3 separate regions of the Homo sapiens genome follow, and regions 1 and 3 are each linked to region 2. The links are chromatin contacts, found by Hi-C or POLR2A ChIA-PET in ENCODE. All regions are on one chromosome and are shown on one strand. The core of a region is the stretch at or near the end of the contact, and the rest is flanking DNA. Distances in the headings are between cores, read along the strand shown. Region 1 overlaps CAB39 (calcium binding protein 39). Region 2 overlaps SP100 (SP100 nuclear antigen). Region 3 holds the start of GCSIR (GPR55 cis regulatory suppressor of immune response RNA).

What was found. A loop is a pair of places that touch in the nucleus more often than their neighbours do. ChIA-PET counts read pairs that join two places held with the same protein, here RNA polymerase II (POLR2A). Pooled maps may share reads with other maps.
Region 1: a map of IMR-90 shows a loop between it and region 2 (6-fold over the local background). The contact joins two enhancer-like sites. A Hi-C loop is called at or near these places in 1 of 168 maps with a recorded cell type or tissue (IMR-90), 5 of 37 single-sample maps with no recorded cell type and 2 of 50 pooled maps. POLR2A ChIA-PET finds 5 or more read pairs at or near these places in 3 of 52 experiments (activated B cell, activated naive CD4-positive, alpha-beta T cell and naive thymus-derived CD4-positive, alpha-beta T cell).
Region 3: a map of transverse colon shows a loop between it and region 2 (13-fold over the local background). The contact joins the promoter of GCSIR here to the enhancer-like site in region 2. A Hi-C loop is called at or near these places in 1 of 168 maps with a recorded cell type or tissue (transverse colon), 1 of 37 single-sample maps with no recorded cell type and 1 of 50 pooled maps. POLR2A ChIA-PET finds 5 or more read pairs at or near these places in 2 of 52 experiments (PC-9 and activated CD4-positive, alpha-beta T cell).

Annotation. Positions count from the first base shown.
Region 1 is chr2:230,796,189-230,800,588 of GRCh38, forward strand. CAB39 (calcium binding protein 39) reads left to right here. Exons shown (of 9, transcript NM_016289.4): 5 at 2,541-2,709. Among named protein-coding and RNA genes, the nearest start is that of ITM2C, 67 kb to the right of the region's middle. Within about 2 kb of position 2,648, at least 7 of the 41 ENCODE cell types and tissues checked have a DNase peak (open chromatin) inside an H3K27ac peak, as active enhancers do.
Region 2 is chr2:230,493,367-230,498,285 of GRCh38, forward strand. It overlaps SP100 (SP100 nuclear antigen), which reads left to right. Exons shown (of 29, transcript NM_001080391.2): 18 at 1,050-1,094. All of the region lies in intron 3 of LOC101928816 (a long non-coding RNA gene), which reads right to left. Among named protein-coding and RNA genes, the nearest start is that of SP100, 80 kb to the left of the region's middle. Within about 2 kb of position 3,670, at least 4 of the 41 ENCODE cell types and tissues checked have a DNase peak (open chromatin) inside an H3K27ac peak, as active enhancers do.
Region 3 is chr2:230,884,350-230,889,007 of GRCh38, forward strand. GCSIR (GPR55 cis regulatory suppressor of immune response RNA) reads left to right here and starts at 2,197. Exons shown (of 4, transcript NR_038238.1): 1 at 2,197-2,620. RefSeq lists an enhancer at 1,560-1,629.

The sequences.
Region 1 (4,400 bases), core at 1,398-3,897, 300 kb after region 2:
TTTGTACTTTTGTTAATTAATTTAGACTGCTTCCATACAGTGTGATTATCTTCTTAGGCTGTGAGTACTTCTGTTAGATATTTATTTGCGGGGCCATGCTGCTAATACTAGCATGCATTTGAAGTCGTATTGCTAGTGTTAGACTACATTTGGAGGCGATTTTTTTTTTACTGGCAATTTACATGTTAGTATGCTGTTCACTCTAGTGCTCACAGGTTATACAGCATAACTGTTTGCCTTGTATTTACTGGTTTATGGTTTAATCGTTTAGACAAGCTTGACAAGCCTCCATCAAAACCTGTTCAACTTGTACCAAACTGTCTTACCCTTGTCTTTCCTGCCTTCTAAAGCTCAGCAAAGATGAATTGTATGATCAGCCATTTTGTGAGCAGATATTTCCATCAAGTAAGAGCCGGTCAGCATTCTAGCTGCATGCCTCCACTGATGCCAAGGAGTGTGGTTTTATCTTGTTGAGGATCTGTGATGTGTAAGAGGACACCACTACTAGATAACAAATGAGTACTACAGGATTTCAGAGGATAAAATGTGGTTTGGGTTAATAAGGCAAGGGTTGATAAAAGGAATAGGACTTAAGATGGGAGTTCCTAGTAGTTTAGAATTTACACAGGCAGAAAAGAGAGAAGGCATCCTAATGGCATATGACTGGGAACAAAGGTACAGGGGCAGGAATGAACATAACATGATTGGCAGCAATAAGGAGAGAATTTGAAAGTTGTGTGGCAGGTTGGGAGGTGACATTGTGCTAGAACAGGAGATCTAATAAGAGGAAGACTGGATAGTTAAGTCCAGAAGTTTGTCTTTATTTGATTAGCTAGAAGAAATCATTTTAAGCTCCCAAGCTGGAAATGCTGTTGATACACTTGTGTGTTGGGTAGATTTATTATGACAGAGCTTGAACAAAGGTGCTGGCTAGGAATCATTTCCAATTGTCCAGGTATGAATTAATGTAGCAGTGGGAATGAATAAAAGGAAATGAAACTAAGATAATCAGAAAAATATTTTTAAAAGCCTTTGAAGGCTTTTGAAGCCTGACATTGAAGTTGGGAAGATTTGGAGTAAAGAAGGAAAGGTTTAGAACTGGGCTGTCCAATATAGTAGCTACTAACCACATGTAATTAATTGAAATTAAATAATATTTATGATTCAACCCCACAGTCACACTAGACAAATTTCAGGTGCTCAGTAGCTATATGTGGCCAATCTCACCATAATGAACAGCACAGATACAGAACATGGAAATTTCTGTTAGACCTGGTTTAGAACTGGGTAACTGAAACAAAATAATGATGCCAAATTATAGAAATGAGGAAGCAGGGGGGTGGGGGTGATTTTATGGAGGGGGATGAGATTTGATTTGAGACACGTTGAGTTTATGGTAGCCCTTTAACGGAAGTTGTCCAGAGGCAACAGAAAATGCCTAACTAATTCAGGAGTAGACATGGAGGTGGGGTTAGTAGTCATGGTGGGAGCCATGAGATTGTATGGGCTTTCATTAGCAGGCTGTAGGCAACAGGTGAAGACCTCAGCCAGGCAAGAAATGGGAACAGTCAGAGAGATAGAAAGGAGAACATGAAAGGTTTTATTTTGGTTTTTTACAGCACTGTCAGGACACTTGAGTAGAAGACTCTATTTAGCCAAGAGGGAATCTTTGCTGGCCCGTTATTTCACTAGTGTGTTGGGAAATGGAATATGACTAGAGGAGAATGTGAGGTGGAAAGAAAGCCAGTGCATGCAGCTTGAGAGGAAGTAGAAGAGAGCGATGTGTTTGAGGGGGCGGAAGAGTCCAGTCAGAGGGCTTGTGCACATCTGAAGGGGAAATGCCTCTTGCTTGGCTGAGAGGTGTCTCTCTAATGGCGGGGAAGGAAGAAGCCAGAGACATGGAGATGAGCATAGGGAAGGCTGTGTGCAGAGAGCTGATGAGGGGGGTCTGCCTGCTCTGTGGCCCCTGGGCTCTCTGATGGGGACACTTTGTGAAGTCCTCAGGAGGAGGCTTATCAGCTTGGTAGTGTTTACATGTGGCTGAGAGTCTCCAAGTACTATCTTGAGTATTGAATTGAAACAACAAGGTATAAATTCTATATGTTTGTAGACCTATTTAGATATTCTGAATTTGGGGAAATATTTTGTTTTCTGTTTTTTGATTTAGCTTTTGGTTTTTCTGAGTGTCAAGAGCACCATCTGTAAAAGCTAACCCCTGTATGGAGTGGTATGACCCGAAATACTTCTCTTGAAATCTTTCAGCTTAAATAATGAACCTTTAGTCACACAGTCACTCGTATGGCTATTTTTCTTTGGTTTAAGGCGGTCATCACCAACCAGTGTGTGTTTGCACTCTGGAGTCAGTTTACCTGAGCACATGCTCTGCTCCGACTGAAATACCTTCTGTAATCTGCGATGGTCATTTAGTTAGGATACATGTCTGAAAACTGTCTTTGGCCTGAAAGTTTGAACTGTTCAGTGTTGGAGTTTTGAAAAAGCAATCATGTTTGGTTTGTTTGTTTGGTTTTTTGTTTTTGCAGGTATGAATCTCCAGAAATAGCTCTAAATTGTGGAATAATGTTAAGAGAATGCATCAGACATGAACCACTTGCAAAAATCATTTTGTGGTCGGAACAGTTTTATGATTTCTTCAGATATGTCGAAATGTCAACATTTGACATAGCTTCAGATGCATTTGCCACATTCAAGGTAACAAAAACTGTAGAATTCTAAATATCCTTGAAAGTCAGAGGTGTGCTGTTTTTCTAAACCTTCATTGCCCTCCTAAATCTACACGTGGCTGCCCTCTAGTGGGAAGAGAAAGATACATTTTGTATATGTTTGTGTGATAGAGGTATATGCAGTAAAGTCACAGCTTTAAAAGGGTGGAAAAGTTAGATTCTAAAGTCTATCTAAAAGACAAAAGTCCTGTGTGGTCAAAATTCTACTTTGCTGTTAAATTATAATTAAGTATGGTATACTGTACAGCATATGTAACAACCAGGTTTTCTCCTGTGTTTGAAACATTGTGTAGCAGTTTCTTTGGTTAAGCACCAGATGAAGTAGTTGGCTTCTGTTCAGGTTTATGTTAATTTGGAATATACACTTCATGAAATATTAGGACCACATTCAGGACAGAGATACTCACATTGTGGACAGGCCCGAGGAAACAGTGGATTCACCTCTCCCATCTCTGCTCACACTGGATCATGTCGATTAAATGTAGAGCGTGGACAGAATCACCCACACTATTCAAATCATAATGTATCTTCCCCGCTCCCCCATCTACCTTTCCTCCCTTGGTGTATATTTGTATAAATTAAATACATACATGATGTGACAGCACTGTACAACGTGCAGATTCTTGTTTTGAGTTACAAGGTTCTATGCTGTTTACAATCTATGAATAAAGCAGGAGTCTTTTACAATGAGAGCAAGCGTTTGTAGGTTACATTCCCTTATATAAATTGCCTAACCTTATGAATAAATATTTAGAACTGTTTTAATATAAACCAATACTTGCCAGGCGCAGTGGCTCGTGCCTGTAATCCCAGCACTTTAAGAGGCTGAGGCGGGCGGATGACCTGAGGTCGGGAGTTCGAGACCAGCCTCACCAACATGGAGAAACCCCGTCTCTACTAAAAATATAAAATCAGCCGGGCGTAGTGGCGCATGCCTGTAATCACAGCTACTCGGGAGGCTGAGGCAGGAGAATCGCTTGAACCCAGGAGACGGAGGTTGTGGTAACCCGAGAATCACACCATTGCACTCCAGCCTGGGCAACAAAAGCGAAACTCCATCTCAAAAAAAAAAAAAATGTATACACGCACACACACACACAGCCCAAAGAAAATACATATATACACACCAGTATTTAGCATACTGATATGCAGACGACCATGCTCAGAAACCATGAACACTATCACAGTGAGAAGTGGCCACCTTTCTTCTGAGGGTTCATTTTCATGATTATGAAAAGCCCCTGAAATAATGAGCACACACTTTGGTCTCTGGGTGAAATATGTCCCACCTCAGAGTGAATGAATGCCCTAAAGATAGGATGAAACCTGGGGACCTGATCATTAGGGTTTTACCTTGAATGAGAATCAGGTCATAAGGCCCCCAGGGATTTATTGAATGAGAATCAGGTCATAGTATGAGAGCTCCCCAGGAATTTATTTCCCAAAACTCTTAAAGAGGGAGTTGAAAGCCTCAGGTGAGGACCCAGATATTTGTATGTAGGTGTACAAAGCAAAACAAAATGAATTTGAGATTATAACATAGAGTGATCAATATGATGTCTTAGGTGTCACCACAGTTGGTGGGCTAGGACTCATGCTTATAATGCATCGGTGGAAGGGTATGTCCCATTCAGAAGTAGCAGACCTGCCATGAAGGGC
Region 2 (4,919 bases), core at 2,420-4,919:
GCCACCATGCCAGCTAATTTTTTTATTTTTAGGAGAGATGGGGTTTTGCCATGTTGGCCAGGCTGGTCTCAAACTCCTGAGCTCAGGTGATCCACCTGCCTCGGCCTCCCAAAGTGCTAAGATTACAGGGGTGAGCCACTGCAACCAGCTTATTTTCTAATTTGTTTAATCATTCTTAAAATTTCTTGTTTCCTTTACCTATTTCTGTAATCTATGTCCTTCACTTTAATTTCTGAAATGTCTAATCCCCTTTATTTGCCTTCTAAATTTGTCTTCATTTCTCTGATTTTTTTTTTCTACTTATTTCTTAAGTTCTGGCTGTTATAAACACAATTACAGCTTTAGCTCTTCAAAGTATGCCTCTGAATTCCACCAAGTGTACTTTACTGGTAATTTCTTTCTTTTTTTTATTTCTCTTTTTTGAGACGGAGTCTTGCTCCGTGGCCCAGACTGAAAGTGCAGTGGTGTCATCACAGCTCACTGCAATCTCCTTCCAGGTTCAAGCAATTGTCCTGCCTCAGACTCCCAAGTAGCAGGGACTACAGGTACATGGCACCACTCCAGGCTAATTTTTGTAATAGGATTTTGCCATGTTGATCAGGCTGGTCTCAAACTCCTGGCCTACAAGTGATTCACCCACTTTGGCCTCCCAAAGAGCTGGGATTCCAGGCACGAGCCACTGTGCCCGGCCATCACTGGTGATTTCTTAGACCTACTGTTGCTTGACCCTCTTGGTACTCTTCTGCTGCTGCTGTCACCTTCTGCTTGATTTCAGCTACTTTAAAAACTTTCTTTATTGTGAATGATAAGACCACATATGGATATGTACAAGCATAGTGTAAATGATTGGCACTGTGTAAAAACAGGTTGCTTTGTGGTTATTGGTTTCTGCGTGACAACAACCAAGATGGGATGTTGGTGGCCGAGGACTTAGCCCCGCAAAAGTAGAAGGAAAACAAAATTCAATGCTTGTAAACTATTGACATATAAAGTGTGTAAATCTTTGTTTATAGTTCTAAAGGATTATTTTCTTTCTTTTCTGTTTGCAGGAAAAAAGAGAAGGCATAGATCTAAAGTAAATGGTCTCCAAAGAGGTAAGAAGAAATGTGGGGATTTACTCCTTTGAACTCGCTGTGGTCCTGTTCTTCCTGCCAGACCCCATCTTTGCTGCAGCCTCAGAATCTCCTATGGGCCACGGTAGCTTCAGACCTCATGGATTCTTTAGAGTACCAGCTAAGTCATTGTAACAAACAGATCCCAAAATACAGTGGCTTAAACCAAATAATCTAAGAGCCCAGAAGTGGTAGGCAGTCTGCCTTCCTTAACATGAGGTTTCCAACTGTGGGTCCACAAGGGCTGAGCTGGTTGACATTGTCTCCCAACCAGTGGGAATGAAAAAAAAATTGACAAAAGAACCAGCCATTTATTTATTTTAATAGAAAGACTCAAAAGTCTTCTGCCCACATCCCATTGGCCAAAACTTGGTCACACAGCCAGAGCTAGCTGCAAAGCGAGGCTGAGAAATATAACGCTGGCCGGGCAGTCCTTGGTTCAGCTGTAAGTCTATTCTTATGGAAGAAGGAATGATTATGGGTGACAAATAGCAATATGCCTACTTGCCCTTTATGTTTGCCTCCAAAGTCACTGATTCCCTTAAATGTGGAGGAAAACTCAGACTCTCCATTTATTCAGATCCAGCCTTTTTGTCACCTGAGACTCTTTGGCAAGGACAGGAGCTGGAAGCTGAGATGCATTACAGAGATATGTGGGCAGAGACATGCCAGCCTTGATTAGGAAATGAGGGAACAGGAGGAAGTGTTAGAAAGGTGTGTTGTAACTAATACAGTCCAGGACAGAACATGGAGAAACAGACAGAGAGAACTTGAATCAATTACATGGAAGCCAGAGTACTGGTGCCACATCAGATCTAAGCCTGAGAAACACGGGGTTATTTTATTTATTTTTTTCTTTTTTGAGATGGAGTCTGGCTCTGTCACCCAGGCTGGAGTACAGTGCTACGATCTCAGCTCACTGCAACCTCTGCCTCCCAGGTTCAAGCAATTCTGCCTCAGCCTCCCGAGTAGCTGGGATTACAGGCGCATACCATCATGCCAAGCTAATTTTTGTATTTTTAGTAAAGACAGGGTTTCGCCATGTTGGCCAGGCTGGTCTTGAACTCCTGATCTCAGGTGATCCACCTGCCTCGGCCTCCCAAAATGCTGGGATTACAGGCAGTGAACCAAACTCAATCAGAGCATATGCCACACTGTGAAGATAAAAAAGACGTGACAGTCCATTCTCTTCATCAGATCTTGTGAATTTTATGCTTATTGCATTCCTCCTTTTCTTCCTCTTCTTTGTCTCTCTTTTATTTCCTTCCATCTCCCATTCTACTTATGCTTCTCTTGCATACTTTATTTCTTTATTTATTTTTGCATCTTGTAAAATACTTCTGGCAAGTTGATATGGCACTATAGAGATAGTAGCACTTTTTCCTCTAGAGCTAAAGCATATTTGGATATATTTTTTCCCATTACTTCTGATTATTTGTCTGTCACTCATATACATAGATATATATGTTTATGTAAATGATATATTTTCAAGTATAAGTAACTTTAAATATAACTCTACTATAAATAAGTATATACATATAATATTTCTAGCATCTCTATCATTTTTATTTCTATACCTATCTGTCATCTTGGTTATATTCCAGTTTGTACTTACCCAGGTCTAAGATGTTTTTTCCGTCATGTTTCTACTGGTTTCTATAGAAGCCTCTCTACCTTAACTATTTTATTAAAATACTTGGATTTGTTAAGTCTAAGCAGAAATCACATTTATTCCTTCTACTTCCTTTTCAAACCTGTTCTCTCAAATAGTTCTTTTCTTGCCAATGGATGAAGTCTTAGGTAAGCCCTAGAGCTATGCTAGTCCCTTTTAGCGGTAATATCTCATTTAATATTAAAAAGCGTGAGCTGATATAATATTAAAACTGGAAATTATGTGGTAGGGAAGCTGGGTGAAGTCAGCATTTACTTTCATCCACACTTCCTCTCCAACTCCACTCAGTGTCTATTGCTTTCAGCTAATTTGGGTCTAGGAGGAGGAGGAGAAGGAAGTGGACAGGAGCAGGAATGGTCCTCATACTATATAGGTTGGTGCAAAAGTAATTGTGGGTTTTGCCTTTTAAAAAAAAAGGGAATAGCAAAAACTGCAATTACTTTTGCACCAACCTTATAGATTTTGGTGTCTCCTAGATATGGTGGATGCATGAGCCATATTCATTTGTGAGTTCTTCAGAGACACTCAACTTAGAGAGAACCTCTCAACCAAAGTTCCCCTAATTCAGGAACTTCAACTGGATGCTTACCAATTCCCTCAGTCTCCCAGCTCTGGGAGGTCCACACTACACTCCTGCTGGGGTCAACTCATCCATCCAAGTGATTCTCCCAGACAGAATATCTCTCAAGAAGAACTAAGTGAGTTCCTCCTTTCCCTAGGGAGACCTATAGGAATTATGACTCTTCATACCCTCTCAACATTCTAGGATTGAGTCTATAAATGTCTCTGCCTTCCTCAAACTCCTGAAGGTGAAGATCAGTTACATTGAAACTGAAGTCTTCTCAGTTGCCTTAAGGACGGAGGAGCACTTTACTCAACTTCTATAACATGGTGTTAACCTTTAGTATTTGGGTAGGAAATCCAAGAATAGCCACACTACTTCCTGTGGGGTATTTGAGCAAGACAATTTGCAAAGAATAATTACAAAGGAAGTCCCAAGAGCTCTATAGTATTAGCAGATCTTAAGCCCCAAATCTTCTAGTAAGTAGAGCTCGAGTAAACGGAACTAAACTACTTGTATACCTCTAATTTGTTTGTCCTCAGTGGACTTTGATGAAAGGTGACTACAACAGGACCAAAGACATAGATGAACAGAAAAAGAGTCTTTGTTTGTCTAAGATATTTATGGTTGGACAAGTTCAAATTGTGGCCAGGCCATATAAAGAAAGAAAGGAAAGAAAAATGCAGGGAGATGGTGTGAGGAGGGAAAGAGGGAAGGAGGGAAGGATGAAGGGAAGGAGGAAAGGATGAAGGGAAGGAGGGGAGGGGAGGGGAGGGGAGGAGAGGAGAGGAGAGGAGAGGAGAGGAGAGGAGAGGAGAGGAGAGGAGAGGAGAGGAAAGGAAAGGAAAGGAAAGGAAAGGAAAGGAAAGGAAAGGAAAGGAAAGGAAAGGAAAGGAAAGGAAAGGATCAGCACCTTTAAACATGGCACTCATGAGATGCTCCTGCACATACCTCACTGTCTTTCTACCTACCCCCATCACCTGCTGAATCTAACAGCATATTCCTGAAATAGGGTTTTAATCAACCCTTTGTTAGTCCTAACCCTAAGGCTTTCTGGGACTTGAATCTCTATACAAATTCCCCTTGGACAATAATCTCTTGGTTAGTTTCTTAGATCCTAATTTTTTGGCCAAACCTATGTGAATAAGGTCTTTGGTCATTTTCACTGTATTTTCAGCCTCAAAGCCTTCATTGAGGGCTAAGATGGTGGCTAGTGTGTCACCATCATAATGAGCAGGACAATCCAAATTCTTGCATTGCTGCCATTGATTTCTGCCTACAACCAGAGGAAATCTGCAATGCTTCACTTCATTTTGCAATATCTGTATGCTGAAGTTTCTTCATTGGTCATAGGGGTAGTAAAAGTCTCTATCTCATAAATGAATTAGTAGATGTAAATATCTTGTGTTAGTGTCTAGCACATAATAAGCACTTAAGTCTTAGCCCTCATTATTATTATTCTTACAGTATTCTTTGGGATATAAATGAAACTGTCGTAAATTCTTTTTAAAATTAATGTTGGGGGGAGGCAAATGAATTTGGATTAATGTCACGGGAAAGGAAAGAAAATCTA
Region 3 (4,658 bases), core at 947-3,446, 390 kb after region 2:
TTTCATTACATTGATTCCTATGTCCCTTATATTTGTTGTTATGATGTTTAATAATTATACCTTTGTTGCCAATGTGTAGAAGTATAATTTATTTTTGAGTATTGATCCAGCAAACTTGCCGGGCTGTCTTTCTTATTCCACAAAGTTCTCTGAGGAAATTTTTTTTTTTTTTTTTTTTTTTGAGACAGAGTCTCACTCTATCACCCAGGCTGGAGTACAATGGTACAATCTAGGCTCACTGCAACCTCCGCCTCTAGGGTTCAAGCGATTCTCCTGCTTCAGCCTCCCGAGTAGCTGGAATTACAGGCCCATGCCACTACACCTGGCTAATTTTTGTCTTTTTAGTACAGACGGGGTTTTGCCATGTTGGCCAGGCTGGTCTCGAACTCCTGACCTCAAGTGATCCACCTGCCTCAGCCTCCCAAAGTGCTGGGATTACAAGCGGGAGCTACAGTGCCCAGCCTTGTGCTTTGTAGACAAGCAATTCTGGTAACTGATTATGAGTAAATTTTGTTTCTTCCATTCAAATAATTAAAACTTTTATTTATTTTTCTTGTGCTATCTTACTGGGTAGGAGCTCTGGCACCATGGTGATAGCCACAAATCTTGTTTTGTTCTTGATTTAAAAGGAAATTCACCTTGAATATAGTTTAGCTGTAAATATTAGAAGAATACTCTTTGAGATTTAAGAAGTTCTCTATTCTTAGTTTTCAAAGTGTTTTTATTTTTAATCAAGGATTGATATTAAATTGTTTTATCAAATGTTTTTTCTGCATCTATTCATATGTTTGCATATCTGTTAATGTGGCGAATATTGCTAACTGATTTAGTCATGAGGTATTTTCTTATATCTATGCTACTGGATTCCATTTGCTAACATTTTGTTTAGGAATTTTAGATATATGTTTTTTGTAACATTGGCCTGTAATGGGAGTAAATTAGTTTGACAAAATCAAATTTTAAAATGCAATGTTTTTGGCCCAGAATGTATCCTATGGATGTACTCCATAGGATATGCAAAAGTATATGTACAAGCATATTTATTGTTATAATAGCAAGAAACTAAAGACAAATGTCCTTTAGTTGGAGACTTGGTATTTTAAAAAAGTACAGTATTTTGTTGCTATTACAAAGAATGAGGTAGATCTATTTGTGCTGATGTGTAAAGTTCTCCGAAATCTATAATTAGGGTAAAGCAGGTGGCAAGAGCAAGAATATATATTTATCTCTATCCCGTTTGTGAATTTTTTAAGTGATAGCGCTATGGCTGTGCATGTGCTATTTCTGGAAGCGCACTCAAAGCCTTGTAACACCAGTTCCCTCTGGAGAGCAGGGATGGCAGGAAGCTGTAGGACTACGTCTCTTTCTACACCTTTTTATAATTCATAAGCATGAGCATGTATTGGTCTCTGTACACCTGCCCCTGGGCTTGAGGAGGCCCTGCTGGCTGCAATGTCTCACTTTCACCTAACTGCACGGAGTCTCAGCCACTTCCCTCCAGCCCTCGAGGACTGTCACCCATCCTAGAATGGAGGCCTTGCATTAGGCCCGGGTTTGGCCAGAAGAATAGAGCAGTTGGAAATGTTAAGTTGACATAAATAGGAAGCTCTGTAACCTCGTGCAAGTGTTGTCTTGGAAACCAGAGCCTGGGCGGTCTCCATGGAAACCGTGCTCAGCCTTCTGCCTGAAGGAGTTACCACCCACTGGTGCTGGAGTGTTACTTATCAGGGACCTCAGAGCTCCAATAACTGCTTAGGGAATGATGATGGACTGGTCCCTGCCCACCCTGGCCATGTCAGGTGTGGGGCCCTGGGCACCTCCAGCTCTCTGCCTGGGAAAGAAAAAGAGCCCATTTCCATGGGACGTGCCCTCATGGGGAGGCACAGCAGACCACCCAAGGCAGCACATGCAGTGTCCCCGAAGTAAGGAGGGAGTCCTGTGTCCCGAGGTCCCGGGGATCTGGACTCTGCCATTGTCCCCTGGTGCATCTGTACAGCTGTGGTGGGCTAACATCATCTCTGGGCTCCAACTTGCCCTTCTGTAAAATGGGGAGTTTGGACCAAGTCATTCTGAAGGTCTTTTCCAGCTTTAATGACACGTGTTTTGCATGTGACCTGGCAGCACAGGGTTCAGAGGAGGGAGAGATCAGAGTGACTAGTGCAGGCTTCCTGGGGAACCATTTGAGCTTTGAAGGTGGGGAAGAGGAATGTCAGAGAGTGGGCAAAATACAACAGGAAAGGTCCAAATTCACCCTCTGAGGGCCCGGGGCACGGGGGCAGCCTGCTCTCCTCCTGGGGCCCTGTTCCCTGTGGGGACTGGAAGAGAGGCTTTGAGTCTAGGGCCTGGGGCAGCCAGGACTGACGGGGGTGCAGTCCTAGAAGGGTCGGCAGTCACGGTGGCCCACCATGGCATCTCCGTATCCTTGCTGCATGCTGCACCCACTCCAGCTGCCAGAGCACGGAGGCAGAGACGTGGGAGCCGATGAAGGTCGCACGCCAGCCTCCCACCTGTGAGACAAAGGGCCCTGTCACTGGAAGCCACGTCCAGCCTGGCCCCGCAGGAGCCAGGGCTCTGCGCCTAACGGAGGACTGATGGGAAAGGGAAGGCTGGCAGCAGTGAGGTAATGGGGTGGGGGGTGGGGGTGGGAGGCAGGGGGAGGTGGGGAGGACAGGGAGGGGAGGGAGGGAAGGGGAGGGACTTTAGCCAGCACGCTTGTCCCACACTGAGCGAGTGCCCACAGTGTTCAAGCAGTCAGTATGCCAGCAGTTTTTCATTGATTACTTTTGTTCGTGTCTCGCGTTATCTCTGGGGTGAGTATGAATTTCATAGCCACAAACTCAGGTGTCCAAAGTATCTTTATTGGTATCTTTATTTTTCTATAATAGTGTGTTTTGTGTAATAATCTAGTTTTCAAACCTTCCCTTAGTCTAGTGGCAGAATGTGTAATCTTGATATTTTCTAGGTAAACTCGGTCATCACTTCAGTTTGCCCTTTTCAAAGATATTAATTTTTGCCCTCCCTTCCCCACCAGGGGCCAATCATCTGAATCACGTTCCTGTATTCAGGATTTGCCCCTCCAAAACAGTTTTGATGGGAGACACCAGCCACCTACTATTATGCAGCCATGCACCACATAACGACGTTTCAGGCAACAATGACTGCACATACCACAGTGGTCCCGTAAAATTACAATGGAGCTGAAAAATTCCTATTGCCTAGTGACGTCACAGCCATTGTAAGGTCAGAGTGCAACACATCACTCATGTGTTTGTGTTGATGCTGCTGTAAACAAACCTACCGCACTGCCAGTCATATAAAAGTATAGCCCATACAATTATGTGTAGTACTTAATACTTAATAATAATAAACAACTATGTTGCTGGTTTACGTATTTACTACACTGTGTTTTTAATTGCTAATAAGAGTGTACTCTTTTTAGTTATTAAAAAAAAAGTTAACTGTAAACAGACTCAGCAGATCCTTCAGGAGGTTTCCAGAAGAAGGCATTGTCATCATAGGAGGTGACAGCTCCATGCATGCATTGCCTCTGAAGTCCTTCCAGTGGGACAGGATGTGGAGGTGGAGATGGTGATACTGATGGTCCTGACCCTATGTAGGCCTAGGCTCATGTGTGTGTTAGTGTCTAGTTTTTAACTAAAAAGTTTAAAAGTTAAAAAAAAAATTTTTAATAGAAAAAAAGGGGGACTGGGCGTGGTGTAATCCCAGCACTTTGGGAGGCCGAGGCAGGCGGATCACCTGAGGTCAGAAATTCGAGATCAGCCTGGCCGACATGGTGAAGCCCCGTCTCTACTAAAAACACAAAAATTAGCTGGGCGTGGTGGTGCGCACCTGTAATCCCAGCTACTTGGGGGGCTGAGGGAGGAGAATAGCTTGAACCCAGGAGGCGGATGTTGCAGTGAGCCGAGACACACCATTGCACTCCAGCTTGGGTGACAAGAGGGAGACTCTGCCTCAAAAAAAAAAAAAAAGAACAAAAGACTAAGGGTACAAAGAAAATACTTTGTGAAGCTCTATGTGTTGGTGTTTTATGCTAAGTATTATTATAGAAAAGTCCAAAGGTTTTTAAAAATTGAAAAGTTTATAAAGGAAAAAAAAGGTACAGTAAGCTAAGGTTACATTACTATTGAGGAAAGAAAAAATCTTCCGTAAATGTGGTGTAGCCTAAATGTACAGCGTTTACAAAGTCTACAGCAGTGGTCGGTAATGTCCCAGGCCTTCCCATTCACTCACCAACCACTCACTGACTCACCCAGAGCAACCTCCAGTCCTGCAAGCTCCATTCATGGTAAGCGCCTTACACAGGTGTACCATATTTTTATTTTTCCTACCATATTTTGAACGATATTTTTCTATGTTTAGATACACCATTGTGTTGCGATTGCCTACAGTATTCAGTACAGAAACATGCTGCACAGGCTTGTGGCCTAGGAGCAACAGGATAACCCGTATAGCCCAGGTGTGCAGTAGGCTATGCCATGTAGGCTAACATGTATAGCCCAGGTGTGCAGTAGGCTATGCCATGCGGGTTTGTGTAAGTGCACCCTACGATGTTCACACAATGAAACTGCCTGACAATGCATTTCTCAGGACATATCCCTGTTGTTAAGCTGAATCTGTTTTTCCCAGTGCCCCTTGGG